Linked DNA regions of Homo sapiens: all the other regions are linked to region 1. Evidence: chromatin contacts called from ENCODE Hi-C or POLR2A ChIA-PET data. All regions are on one chromosome and are shown on one strand. Each heading gives the region's core, a stretch centred on a gene start or an enhancer-like site at or near the end of the contact. The rest is flanking DNA. Distances are from core to core; before and after follow the strand shown. Region 1 holds the start of DNAJC7 (DnaJ heat shock protein family (Hsp40) member C7). Region 2 overlaps STAT3 (signal transducer and activator of transcription 3). Region 3 holds the start of STAT3 (signal transducer and activator of transcription 3). Region 4 holds the start of HAP1 (huntingtin associated protein 1).

Region 1 (2,900 bases), core at 288-2,787:
AAAGAACCACTGAACTCTTTCCAAATACAAGTAAATCTCTACAATTAATTTAAGCTCCGTCTGCACTGGGAGGAATTTTGTTTCCCATTGTGCAGCTCTTTAATGATGTATAAGGGTTGATGATGCTTAGCTTTAAATATCTAGGAAGAAGTAGGAACAACATGAAAGCTCAAAATTAAGAACAGAGACTGGACTCTGGTGTCCTGGCTTCTCTGATATCCCAGGGGCCTATTACACTTTGTCAGGCCCCTCAGCTCCCAGCAGATCAGGAACTTGAGATCTGGCTGTGGTAACCACCCTCAAGCTTGATAACTATTCATTGCGTCCGAGTACTTCTTATATTTCGAACTCATTAGATAGTAAAAATCTCAGAATCCTGATTTCAGATCTCATGAACTAATTCTACATCACCGCCTCAAATTACCCAGCCTGAAGACACAACGGGCTTGGTATGAAGATATAAAGTATGTTGCAAAGAGACTGAGGGCACTGTAGATATCTTGAACAAAAGGGTCAGACTAACCCGCAGCTGATAAGGAAAGGGCTCCAAACTTCTAGAACCTTCTTGTCAATTCTGCTTTAGGATTAGAACAAGTATGACTACCCACAACTCTGTTCCAACCCCACTTCCAATAATCTGGCCTAACTGTTGCCAGAATCTAGAGCGTTCTCGAAAACCACTCACTCAGCAGCTCCCTTGGCTAGTCCGACTGGCAATCTCGAACCACTGCGGCTGCTTCGGAGTGCCAACAGCGCCCAAGCAGTTGCCCTCTTCCTTGGTGCTTAACTTAAGAAAGAACAGTGCTGGGAAGGATAAAGATCACCCAGGAAGGACAGGGGAAGAGGAGTCTGACGTAGAGAACACGAGATAAGCCCCTCGCTCTTCCTTTTTTTCTCTGTCATCTTTGACTTCTGGGATAACCGGGGGCAACCAGGTCAATTATGGAGACACACAATCACTTCGAACCCAGACTAGTGATCGCTGGGGTATAATTACAAGGGAAAACGGGGTGAGGAGAGCAAAGGTTTTGGAGACGGAAAGTGCAGACAGGCAACAATGCACAGAAGTTAACAAGAGAACGCGGGGGTCGGGGGCGATGTAAGGAAGTCGTCATCGACGCCGCGCCGCTTCCCCCACCTCGCACCAGACCTCTGAAATTGCCCTCGGAGACTCGGCCTCTCCTATAAGGACGATCGTCCTCTCAGCTGGAGAACAAGGCCATGCCTCAGCTCCTACGCCAGGCGGAAGCGGGAGAGGAAGGCCGACCCCCAAGAGCGCCCCTTCAGGGGGTCCATCCGGCCTTGATCTCAGATGGGGGGGTGTTTGCGGAGGGCGGGGCATCGCCTCAACAGCTGGGGGCTGCATCATGGCAGGAACGAGTTTCCCTGAGCCACGGAGCTGCAGGTCGCCTCCTCTACTACCCTGCTACCCGGTTACCTCTTCGCCTCTTGGTCGTCGAGCAGCTCCGGCTCGGTCGCCGCCATTACCACATCGCACTCCGCGGCAGCCGCCATCTTACCGCCGGGACCAGAGAGCTGGGTGGGAGGCCGGCGGTGAAGAGCACTTCCGGTTGGAGCATAGAGCAGCTCCGCGGCGCCGCGCCCAGAAGGGCTCCCTCGGGCTCGTCTACCAGAGAGAGGCTCCGCTTGGGGCCAGAGCGGCCTCCCGCCCCCGGATGTCCACGGTGGTCTCCGCGCCGGGGCGGGAGCCCAGGGGCTGTGCCGGTGCGTAGGCGGCGCCACTTTACCCGTGGGTGGGAAGGCGGGGTGTACCGGTGGTAGCCTCTCTAGGGCTTGGCTGCTTTCAGTATTCCAAGAGCCTCATTGCCATAGCAACTTCCAATCCTAGAGAGTCTTCCTGAAAGGCTCCGTGGAGTCTGGGTTGCGTGGGGACCAGGTGACCCAAGACTCTGTAGGGAAGGAGTCCCCACTGCTACCTTTCCGACCTTGGAGTGTGTCCACAGCTTCTTCCCGGGAAAGTCAAGAGACACTTTGAGCTCAGTTCCCCCAGCTTTCATCGTTCTCTGGAAGCCCTGCCCAGTCAAGCCAGGGGAACGCAGGGCGTCTTCACCCTGCGCCTTTCATCCACTCCGGATCTCCAAACACCAACTGGTTCATCACCCTAATGACGCTGACCCTTTTACAAGGCTCCTTTCATGTCAGCCGCCTGGGAGTGCCATCTCAGCATTAAGCCTAGGAAAGCTGACACATGGCGCCCCAGACCCTGCCCTGGAGTTTATAAGGAAGCTCGCGGGGTGAGGTCCTTGCTCTTGTGTCCCCAGTACTCCCACCTCTTATATAAACTCTCTACTCATCACGCTTGCCTTGCCGAATGCGGTCTGGATTGAGAATTCATAGGGGACAAGGGCACAGTTTAACTGTCTTTGTTGTTATTCCCTCACCCAAACGACTATTTGTGGAGCTGAATTAAATTGGAGCTTTCTGGGGTTAAATTGGAGGAGTATGAGGAGTAGCTTTACAATGTAAAGCTAAGAGTAAAATAAGAAGAGGGCAAAGGAATTTTAAAAGGATTTACCTGTTTGTTCCAGGAAAACAGCATGTGCCAATGCTCATACTCTGCCTATCCCAGTGTGGAGGGAGCTGAAACCACAGCGACCACTGAGTAGGGAGGGATAGGACAAGCTCACTAGGTTGGAAAGGAGGGGTCATTCGTTGAGCCAATCACTCAGCCCTTTCCAAAACGCCTACTCTGTGCTAGGTTGTGAGGGCACAAGACTTACAGACCACCTGCCCTGCCTGCCAGTGGCTCATAGTCCAGTCTAATGCTAGCCAACCTGTCTCACCATCTTCCCACTTTATGTTCTATCTAAGGCAACTCATTTATTCCCACAGCTTTACTTCCATCTGTTGATGACTCTCAACTTTTCATATCTCCAACC
Region 2 (2,750 bases), core at 200-2,699, 320 kb after region 1:
TGGTGCAACATGCTCACTATAGGGCCTTGCACAGGAAGGGTTGCAGTAAGATATGCTGGATGAAGGTAAAAGTGCAAATTACAGAAAAGCATATAAAGGAAGATCCTGGGCTGGGCACGGCAGCTCACATCTATAATTCCAGAGCTTTTGAGAGGCCGAAGTGGGATGATCCCTTGAGCCCAGGAATTTGAGACCAGCCCAGGCAACAAAGTAAGACCCTGTCTCTATAAAAAATTTAAAAATTAGCCAGGTGTGGTGGTGCATGCCTGTAGTCCCAGCTACTGAGAAGGCTAAGGTGGGAAGACTGCCTGAGCCCAGGAGGTCAAGGCTCCAGTGAGCCATGACTGCATAACTGTACTCTAGACTGGGTAACACAGTGAGACCCTGACTCCAAAAAAAGAAAAAAAAATGATCCTAATATAAACTGTATAAATTTCTATCTTTATGTGTATATACATAATGTGTATATACATAATGACAGATGTCTAGATTGAGCATCAACTAAATTTTAACTACTAGTACTGCTGATGATTTCATTTAAAAATTTTTTCTTCTCTTGATTAATTTTCTGTATTTGAATTTTTTCCCTTAAAAAGGGCATGTGTCATTTTAGATTACTAAAATAACTAAAATTAAAAGGTTTGTCTATCTGTTAAATACAGTTAAACCAAAAGCCTTAATTGAATTATTAAGTAAAATATACTTAAAATATAATAATATAAATACATTTTTTAAAACAAAGTTTCTCCAAATAAAGTAAAAACTTTATTTTATTTTTATTTTTTTGAGATGGAGTCTCACTCTGTCTCCCAGGCTGGTTGGTGTGCGGTAGTAAGATCTCCGCTCACTGCAACTTCCATATCCCAGGTTCAAGTGATTCTCCTGCCTCAGCCGCCCAGAGTAGCTGGGACTACAGGTGCGCACCACCACGCCCGGCTAATTTTTTTATGTTTTTAGTAGAGATGTGTTTTCACCATGTTGGCCAGGCTGGTCTCAAACTCCTGACCTCAAGTGATCCGCCCATCTTGGTCTCCCAAAGTGCTGGGATTACAGGTGTGAGCCACAGCGCCTGGCCGAAATAAAGTAAAAACTTTAATTCTTGGGCTAAATTTGAATATGGAAAAGTCCCCACGTTGGAGATATAGTACCAATTCTGTGGGCCTGCAGTTAAGATCAGAATTCAATCTAGCTTTCGAGAAAGAAAGGAAAAGCTTCTTTCATCCTTTACCAGTTTTCTAGCCGATCTAGGCAGATGTTGGGCGGGCCTCCAATGCAGGCAATCTGTTGCCGCCTCTTCCAGTCAGCCAGCTCCTCGTCCGTGAGAGTTTTCTGCACGTACTCCATCGCTGACAAAAGCCCCGCCAGCTCACTCACGATGCTCTGGTTGGAAACCAAAACAAAGTCAGAAAACATTTCCTCAGACTGTCTCTAACCACATTCTTTAGTCAACTCCAGAGCAGGAACTTCTTAGAAACCAAGCAAGTTCTGCCACAAGACGCTGAAATCCCGCAAGTGAGCGAGACACATGGGGGAAGTGGTCCGACCTATGCCCTTACTCTCCGCATCTGGTCCAGCGCAGTGAGCATCTGTTCCAGCTGCTGCATCTTCTGCCTGGTCACTGACTGGTTGTTTCCATTCAGATCTTGCATGTCTGCGAAGGAAGAAAAAACTCCTTGACCTGAGGGAATACTCCTTGACCTGAGGGAATACTCCTTGACCTGAGGGAATACTCCTGGACCTGAGGGAATACTCCTGGACCTGAGGGAATACTCCTGGACCTGAGGGAATACTCCTTGACCTGAGGGAATACTCCTGGACCTGAGGGAATACTCCTGGACCTGAGGGAATACTCCTGGACCTGAGGGAATACTCCTGGACCTGAGGGAATACTCCTGGACCTGAGGGAATACTCCTGGACCTGAGGGAATACTCCTGGACCTGAGGGAATACTCCTGGACCTGAGGGAATACTCCTTGACCTGAGGGAATACTCCTGGACCTGAGGGAATACTCCTGGACCTGAGGGAATACTCCTGGACCTGAGGGAATACTCCTTGACCTGAGGGAATACTCCTGGACCTGAGGGAATACTCCTGGACCTGAGGGAATACTCCTGGACCTGAGGGAATACTCCTGGACCTGAGGGAATACTCCTGGACCTGAGGGAATACTCCTTGACCTGAGGGAATACTCCTGGACCTGAGGGAATACTCCTGGACCTGAGGGAATACTCCTGGACCTGAGGGAATACTCCTGGACCTGAGGGAATACTCCTGGACCTGAGGGAATACTCCTTGACCTGAGGGAATACTCCTTGACCTGAGGGAATACTCCTGGACCTGAGGGAATACTCCTGGACCTGAGGGAATACTCCTGTCCTTAATGACCAGGCTCCTTTGAGGACCCGTACCTCCCTTGCGCCCCGCCCGCCTTAAGATCTAAACAGAGTTAAGACAAATGAGTCTTTCAACTCAACAACACAAACTCACTTTCTAGAGATTTTAACATCTCTAATATTCACTTGCCTCCTTGACTCTTGAGGGTTTTATAGTTGAAATCAAAGTCATCCTGGAGATTCTCTACCACTTTCATTTTCTGTTCTAGATCCTGTTTAAAATAAGCAAACAAAAAAACAGAAGTAAAGAAAGATTTCCTTGGGAACAGAAAATATAAAGTTTCTGAGGAGAATTCAAATGAAGCCAAAACCTCAAAAAAGATACATGCAGGACCTGCAGGCAGTATCCCCAAGAG
Region 3 (2,717 bases), core at 61-2,560, 370 kb after region 1:
ATACAGTAAGACCAGCAGGTACACACTATACACATTTTTAATTAAAAAAATGACTAACCACTGATTTTGTCACCACACTTAACAACGACCTGATATGGCACAGAGTGATGTGTACCAAACATGGAAATACCAACTTGGGCGACGGTTTGAATCTTGTTAACTTCAGTGCAACCACACCCCCCAAATGCATGTAAAGTTTGCACACATGGTTTTTTCAAGGCCAGCCTGTCTTTGTTTCCCTCTCCTCTGCATTTACCCAAGATCTTGGCTCTGAGACAGAAAACTCCCACTCTCAATTGGTTCATTCCGTCCTATGCAATTAAGCAACACCACAATCCAGTAAATGCAATGGCTCAATTATTTATCTTCTGGCCGACTTTACCAGGTATTTGGAAAAGGACAATGTCAAGAGGTTTATTTCTCTCTCTAGAGCTGGCTTGACGGGTTGATGGGGATTTTATTTTGTCTTTTTTTCTCTTTTTTACAAGGCGGGGACGTGGGGGGAGCATAATTTAACCTAGAAAAAGATGCGAGGGAATTTAGAAAGAGTACCGGTCTGTCAATTTCCCTACAGGAAACTTGATTCTTATGCAATAAAGCCTACCCACGACCAGCCAGCCCGTAAGGCTGCAGGCGACAGACACACCTATTCCTGCCTCCAAAAGGGCACAGCTGTCTCCTGAAGGAGCGGGAACAGGGCAAGCGGAGGAAGTGGCTCAGCGGGAGCCGCCGACCGGGCGGGGAGGAGGCGCTTTCCGACCCCCCACTCGCGCCGGTGATCCCCGTCGGCGTGACAGTCGCTCCGGTGGCCGGAACGTCCCCAGGGCCCCAGGGAGCAGGAAATCGGGGGACTGTCCCTCACTCCTGCCGCCGCAACCGAGTGCGCCCTCGCCCCACGGTGCCCCCTCGAGCGCGTTCTGTTTCTCCGAAGAACGAAACTTCCCTCCAGCGCCCCGAGTCCCTTCCGAGGCCCGCTCCTGTCATCCCGAAGAGTCTTCCCTCAGGGCGACCCTCCGCGTCTCTTCATCTCTCCCGGCCCCACTGCAGCGTCCATCACAACATCCCCAAGGTCCCAGAGGCCCCCTGCCGCTGCGGAGCCCCCGGGTCCCCAGGCCTCCCCAACGGCCCCACCCTGCACCCCCTTCACCTGTTTCTCCGGCAGAGGCCGAGAGGCCGGGGCTGCGCGTGTGCCGGGGACGGGCGGCGAGGCTCCCTCAGGCCGAAGGGCCTCTCCGAGCCGAGGGGGAGAGACAGCGCCAAGCCGGGGTGCCTGTCCAGGATCCGGTTGGGGCTTGTTCCCTCGGCTGCGACGTCGGAACCCCCGGCTCCCCCTCCCAGTCTGCGCCGCCGCAGCTCCGGAAACCGCTGAATTACAGCCCCTTCAGCCAATCCTCGCCCAGCCCCAGCCTGGCCGAGGCACGCCGTCATGCATAATTCATGAAAGGCCAGCTCGTTCGGCCACCCAGAGGTCCCAGTGCGTGTGCGGTACAGCCGAAGCCCCGCCCACTGACCAATGAGGAGAGCAGCTAGGAGAAAGGGCGGAGCCAAGAGGAGACTGATACGCCCCTGTGCTGGCTGTTCCGACAGTTCGGTGCTCCTCCCTCCGCCACAGCGAGGGAAGAGCCGAGGACTTGGGCACAGAAGCCCGGGGGGAGGGAGGGAAGATGACCGGAATGTCCTGCTGAAAACTCAGCTGAGTTCCTGGCAGTGCGTGACGTCAAGGCACTTTAAATGCCCCTGATACAGCTCCCTCCTGCCCGCTCTCCCTTTTCCCGGCCCTTGGCACCACGTGGTGGCGAGGTTGAGAGCCTCTTACCACGCGGGAATCAGCTAGTTAGATAGTCCCCAGGTATCTCCAGATCCTCTGGGGACCCAACTCCTGAATTGGGTTCTGGGGACAACAAAAAGAACATGGGTGACTCCGCCTGCTTTGAACTTCAGTTTCTGCGTGAGCAGGGACACACACACCCGGAAACATGACGTGGAAATAGAGTAATTACTAGAGTGCGTGGGGAGAGGGTAGTGGATTTAACCCCGTACTCCGTTCCATCACTTCAAGCATCAAACGCCGACCAGCTAGCCCATTGGCCCGTACAGGCGAATGCAGAAGACGGTGTATACGAAAGCTGATAACGTGTAGGGCTTGACATTTTTATGCGTCTGAATTGAAATACATGAAATGTTCTGCCTTTTTCTTTTCCACCTTGCCTACTTGGTATGCAAGTTTTACTGAATTGAAGCCAGTGGTTGATAGGAAATGTAGACATTTTGCCTTTCATAATAGAGGATGAACTTTGCATAATGGAGTGATTTCTGTGTATGTGCTGATACTATCAGGGTTTTTAATTTTTATTTTTTTGGGTCTTTAAAAATATGTTATTAATATTTGTGTTTGTTTAATACGAACAGGTATAAAGACAAAAATCTAAAAAGGACCCATTATCTCACTGCTCAGCTAACCCCTGACATATTTTTTTTCAATGAACCTAATACATGTTCCTGTTTAGAAAATGCAGACCGTTCAGAAAGGTCAAAAATATTAAATGAAAATCTTTCCCTACCCCCATCATTCCTTCTCCCCAAGGATAGCTGTTCTTATTAATTTCTAGTGAGAAAAATCAATGACTCTTAACCTTTGAAGGCAGTCACAGATCCTTCTGAGTGTTTGAAGGAGACTAGATTCTAGCCCCAGAAACAATACAAGGTTTTACTCACAT
Region 4 (2,950 bases), core at 118-2,617, 280 kb before region 1:
TCCTGACCTAGTGATCCGCCCGCCTCGGCCTGCCAAAGTGCTGGCTGGGATTACAGGCGTCAGCCACCGCGCCCGGCTTTTTTTTTTTTTTTTTTTTTTTTACCCCTGGAGGAGCCTGAGGTAAGGGGGTCACAGTCCTCCAGGCTCAGAAACTGGGCTCTCCGGACACCTGGGTCCCTGGCGCCTAGAATGGAGACAGCCAGGGGAAGTACAGCCTCAGACTGGCTCATCACCCCCTACCCAGGAGGCAGTGCAATGGAGTCTCCTGGGTCATACAAACAGACGCAGCCACTCACCCTGCACCTGTTGCGTGTGCAGAGGACAGGAGGAAGACTTCACCAGATTAGGAGACACTCGAGCCTCTAGGCCCAATCCAGAGATCTCCCCCGACCCGCAGGAGGATAGGAGAGACAAGGGGCAGGAAAAGAGCGCGACTTTGCCCCCATACCCGCAACCAAAAAGTGGGCAAAACTTCCCCCTCCGCCCGCCCACCCACCCCTCCATCGCACGCAAGCCCGGTCGGCCAGCGCAGACTCAGAGCGCGCGGGACAGCGCCCTCCCGCAGCCCCCCGCCCCTCTCCTGGCACTGCGGTAGACCCAGGAGAGGGGCGCTGAAGGGGTGCAGATCTGCCGCAGCAAGAGGCGCGTGGAGGTGGGTGGGCGAGCGTGCAGGCCCCAGAACCTGACTCACGGGCACAAACCAGGGGACAAGAGCAGAGGAGGAGATGGAGAAGGGGCGACCAGACAGACACCGCAGTGACATCGCGGGGGTGGTGGACGGGTGACACTGAGTGCTAGAGGGGGCGGGGTGCCTGGACCCGATGGGGCCACTTCCTCCCTGGAGTTGCCCCAGTCCCCACCCGGTCCAGGACCCCGGGGGCCCGATTTACCTTCCTCCAGCTCCCGAATAAAGGCGGCGCGCTCAGGGCCGGACACCCCGGGTCGCCGGCCAACGTAGGCGGCTGGCGTCTTCCAGATGCCCGCTGCCTTTCCAGTCCCCCGGCCAGTGGCCCGGGAACCAAACGGCCCTTGGAATACGAAGCGGGTCCACGGCGCGTCCGAATTGTCGGGCATAGACCGGACATCCCCTTGGATGGCCGAGAATGCGGACGGGCGCCGGGCTCCTGCCTTGGCTCCAGCCTCCGAGGCCGGGCGAGCTCCGGTGCGGGCTTCCGAGAGGAACTGGGATCCAGAGGTGGCTCGGGATCCTACTCTCTGTCCAGTGCCCCGTGCCTGCGGCTGCGCAGAGGGCTCCGGAGCGGGACTGGCTGAGGGCGAAGGTGCACAGGTGAGTGCTGCTGGGTCCCCGGGTCCGAGCCGGCTCCCCGCGCAGCACCGGCCCAACCTCTTCGGGCGCATCTCGAGTCTGCCGTCCGCTGCTGCGGCGGGACCTTTATAACCTGCGCCAGCCGCCGGGCCGGACCACGCGTAGGGGTGGGGGCTGCCGAGAAGCAACTAGTGGCAAGCGGGACTCAGAGCCGCGCGGGAGGGGAGCTAGTGGTGACGGAACAGAGCACAGTAAGAAAAGCAGGGCAAGAAGGGCGAGTGCAAGTTCCGGATGGCTCCGAGTTGGGATGGGAGCGAAAGATTTTTTCTGCCCTCTCCATCTCCGGAGAATGGTTCTGCCCAAAGCCGCGGCTGCCCCAGCACTCGCGGGTCCCTGGCTGGGGGCAGCCCCTCCCCAGCTGCCGCGCCGGGGTTTCGGGTGCCTTCCCTGGTGTAGAAGCTGCCAACCCAACGTTGTGCATACGGTCTGGGGTGGCCAGTGCATTAGGGCAGCGCTGCGTCTTTCCCGGTTGACTGGGAGAGACATTCCAAACTCCAGTGCGCTTCCAACGTGCTGCAACCCTGCCTGGCGCTGCAACCCTGCCTGGCGCTGCAACCCTGCCTGGCGCTGCAACCCTGCCTGGCGCTGCAACCCTGACCCTCGCGCTCACACCCCAGTGCTCGCGCCACTCGACGTCTTCCATTTGATTGGATTAACTGTTCTTCACCTCCAACCCTAGTTCGCTTTGCCCTCCTCTTGCCATGCTGGCGAACCCCTGTTCTCCTTGGGAGACGCCTCTTAAAAGTCTCCCTGTAGCCGGGCGCAGTGGCTCACGCCTGTAATCCCAGCACTTTGGGAGGCCGGGGCAGGCGAATCACCTGAGGTCAGGAGTTCCAGACAAGCCTGGCCACCTGGTGAAACCCTGTCTCTACTAAAAATACAAAAATTAGCCAAGCATGGTGGCGTGTGCCTGTAGTCCCAGCTACTCAAGAGGCTGAGGCAGGAGAATTGCTTGAACCTGGAAGGTAGAGGTTGCAGTGAACCGAAATTGTGCCAATGCACTCCAGCTGGGGCTACAGAGCGAGCCTACCCCTCAAAATAAATAAATAAATAGAATACTTTTTTTTTAAGTATCCTACTGGAAATGTTGGGTAGACAATTAGATGTATAAATCTGAATGTAGGGGAGAGACCGGGCTGGAGATTTAAATGTAGGAGTCATTGTTCTTTGATGACCATTTAAAGCTATGAGACTGGTGAGATCCCCAAGAGACTGAGAGAAGACAGGTAAGAGCGCCCAGGACTAACCCCCTAGGATTCAGAGGGCAGAAAGAAGAAGAGGAGGCATCAAAGGAAGACTGGGATGAGTGGGGCAGTGAAGTAGAGGAAAACCAGGAAAGTTGGGTCCTAGAAAGTAAAGAAAATGTTTCATGTAGAGAGTGGCCACCTGTGTTGGGTGGTGCTGTTGGGCCAGGCAAAGACTGAGGACAGAGACTCAGCTTGGCAAACTGGGGTCATGGGCAACCTTGGTGAGCTGGGGTCATGGCCTCGGCAAGAGCGGTCTTGCGGGGCCAGGCACAGTGGCTCACACCTGTAATCCTAGCACTCTGGGAAGCCAAGGCAGGTGGATCACCTGAGGTCAGGAGTTTGAGACCAACCCAGCCAACATAGTGAAACCCCATCT

Evidence for each region. Hi-C counts contacts between places; a loop is a spot of excess contacts on that map. ChIA-PET counts read pairs that join two places held with the same protein, here RNA polymerase II (POLR2A). Pooled maps may share reads with other maps.
Region 2: a pooled map shows a loop between it and region 1 (4-fold over the local background). The contact joins the enhancer-like site here to the promoter of DNAJC7 in region 1. A Hi-C loop is called at or near these places in 1 of 168 maps with a recorded cell type or tissue (PC-9) and 3 of 50 pooled maps. POLR2A ChIA-PET finds 5 or more read pairs at or near these places in 3 of 52 experiments (activated B cell, activated CD8-positive, alpha-beta memory T cell and activated naive CD4-positive, alpha-beta T cell).
Region 3: a loop to region 1 is called in a map of CD8-positive, alpha-beta T cell, with 4 times the contacts of the local background. The contact joins the promoter of STAT3 here to the promoter of DNAJC7 in region 1. A Hi-C loop is called at or near these places in 3 of 168 maps with a recorded cell type or tissue (CD8-positive, alpha-beta T cell and naive thymus-derived CD4-positive, alpha-beta T cell), 3 of 37 single-sample maps with no recorded cell type and 11 of 50 pooled maps. POLR2A ChIA-PET finds 5 or more read pairs at or near these places in 17 of 52 experiments (A549, CD4-positive, alpha-beta T cell, CD8-positive, alpha-beta T cell and 12 more).
Region 4: a loop to region 1 is called in a map of mammary epithelial cell, with 4 times the contacts of the local background. The contact joins the promoter of HAP1 here to the promoter of DNAJC7 in region 1. A Hi-C loop is called at or near these places in 1 of 168 maps with a recorded cell type or tissue (mammary epithelial cell) and 8 of 50 pooled maps. POLR2A ChIA-PET finds 5 or more read pairs at or near these places in 5 of 52 experiments (AG04449, H1, HEK293 and 2 more).

The regions. Positions count from the first base shown.
Region 1 is chr17:42,015,902-42,018,801 of GRCh38, forward strand. It overlaps DNAJC7 (DnaJ heat shock protein family (Hsp40) member C7), which reads right to left and starts at 1,538. Exons shown (of 14, transcript NM_003315.4): 1 at 1,439-1,538. The coding sequence starts at 1,515. It also overlaps a transcript of NKIRAS2 not described here. RefSeq lists enhancers at 747-1,946, 1,057-1,106, 1,177-1,586 and a silencer at 1,697-1,846.
Region 2 is chr17:42,336,207-42,338,956 of GRCh38, forward strand. It overlaps STAT3 (signal transducer and activator of transcription 3), which reads right to left. Exons shown (of 24, transcript NM_139276.3): 6 at 2,525-2,606; 7 at 1,557-1,651; 8 at 1,229-1,380. Among named protein-coding and RNA genes, the nearest start is that of STAT5A, 49 kb to the left of the region's middle. RefSeq lists an enhancer at 1,158-1,467 and a silencer at 1,598-1,647. Within about 2 kb of position 1,450, at least 6 of the 41 ENCODE cell types and tissues checked have a DNase peak (open chromatin) inside an H3K27ac peak, as active enhancers do.
Region 3 is chr17:42,387,132-42,389,848 of GRCh38, forward strand. STAT3 (signal transducer and activator of transcription 3) reads right to left here and starts at 1,311. Exons shown (of 24, transcript NM_139276.3): 1 at 1,148-1,311. RefSeq lists silencers at 652-731, 962-1,241 and an enhancer at 1,762-2,031.
Region 4 is chr17:41,733,276-41,736,225 of GRCh38, forward strand. HAP1 (huntingtin associated protein 1) reads right to left here and starts at 1,368. Exons shown (of 11, transcript NM_177977.3): 1 at 891-1,368. The coding sequence starts at 1,359. RefSeq lists an enhancer at 257-799.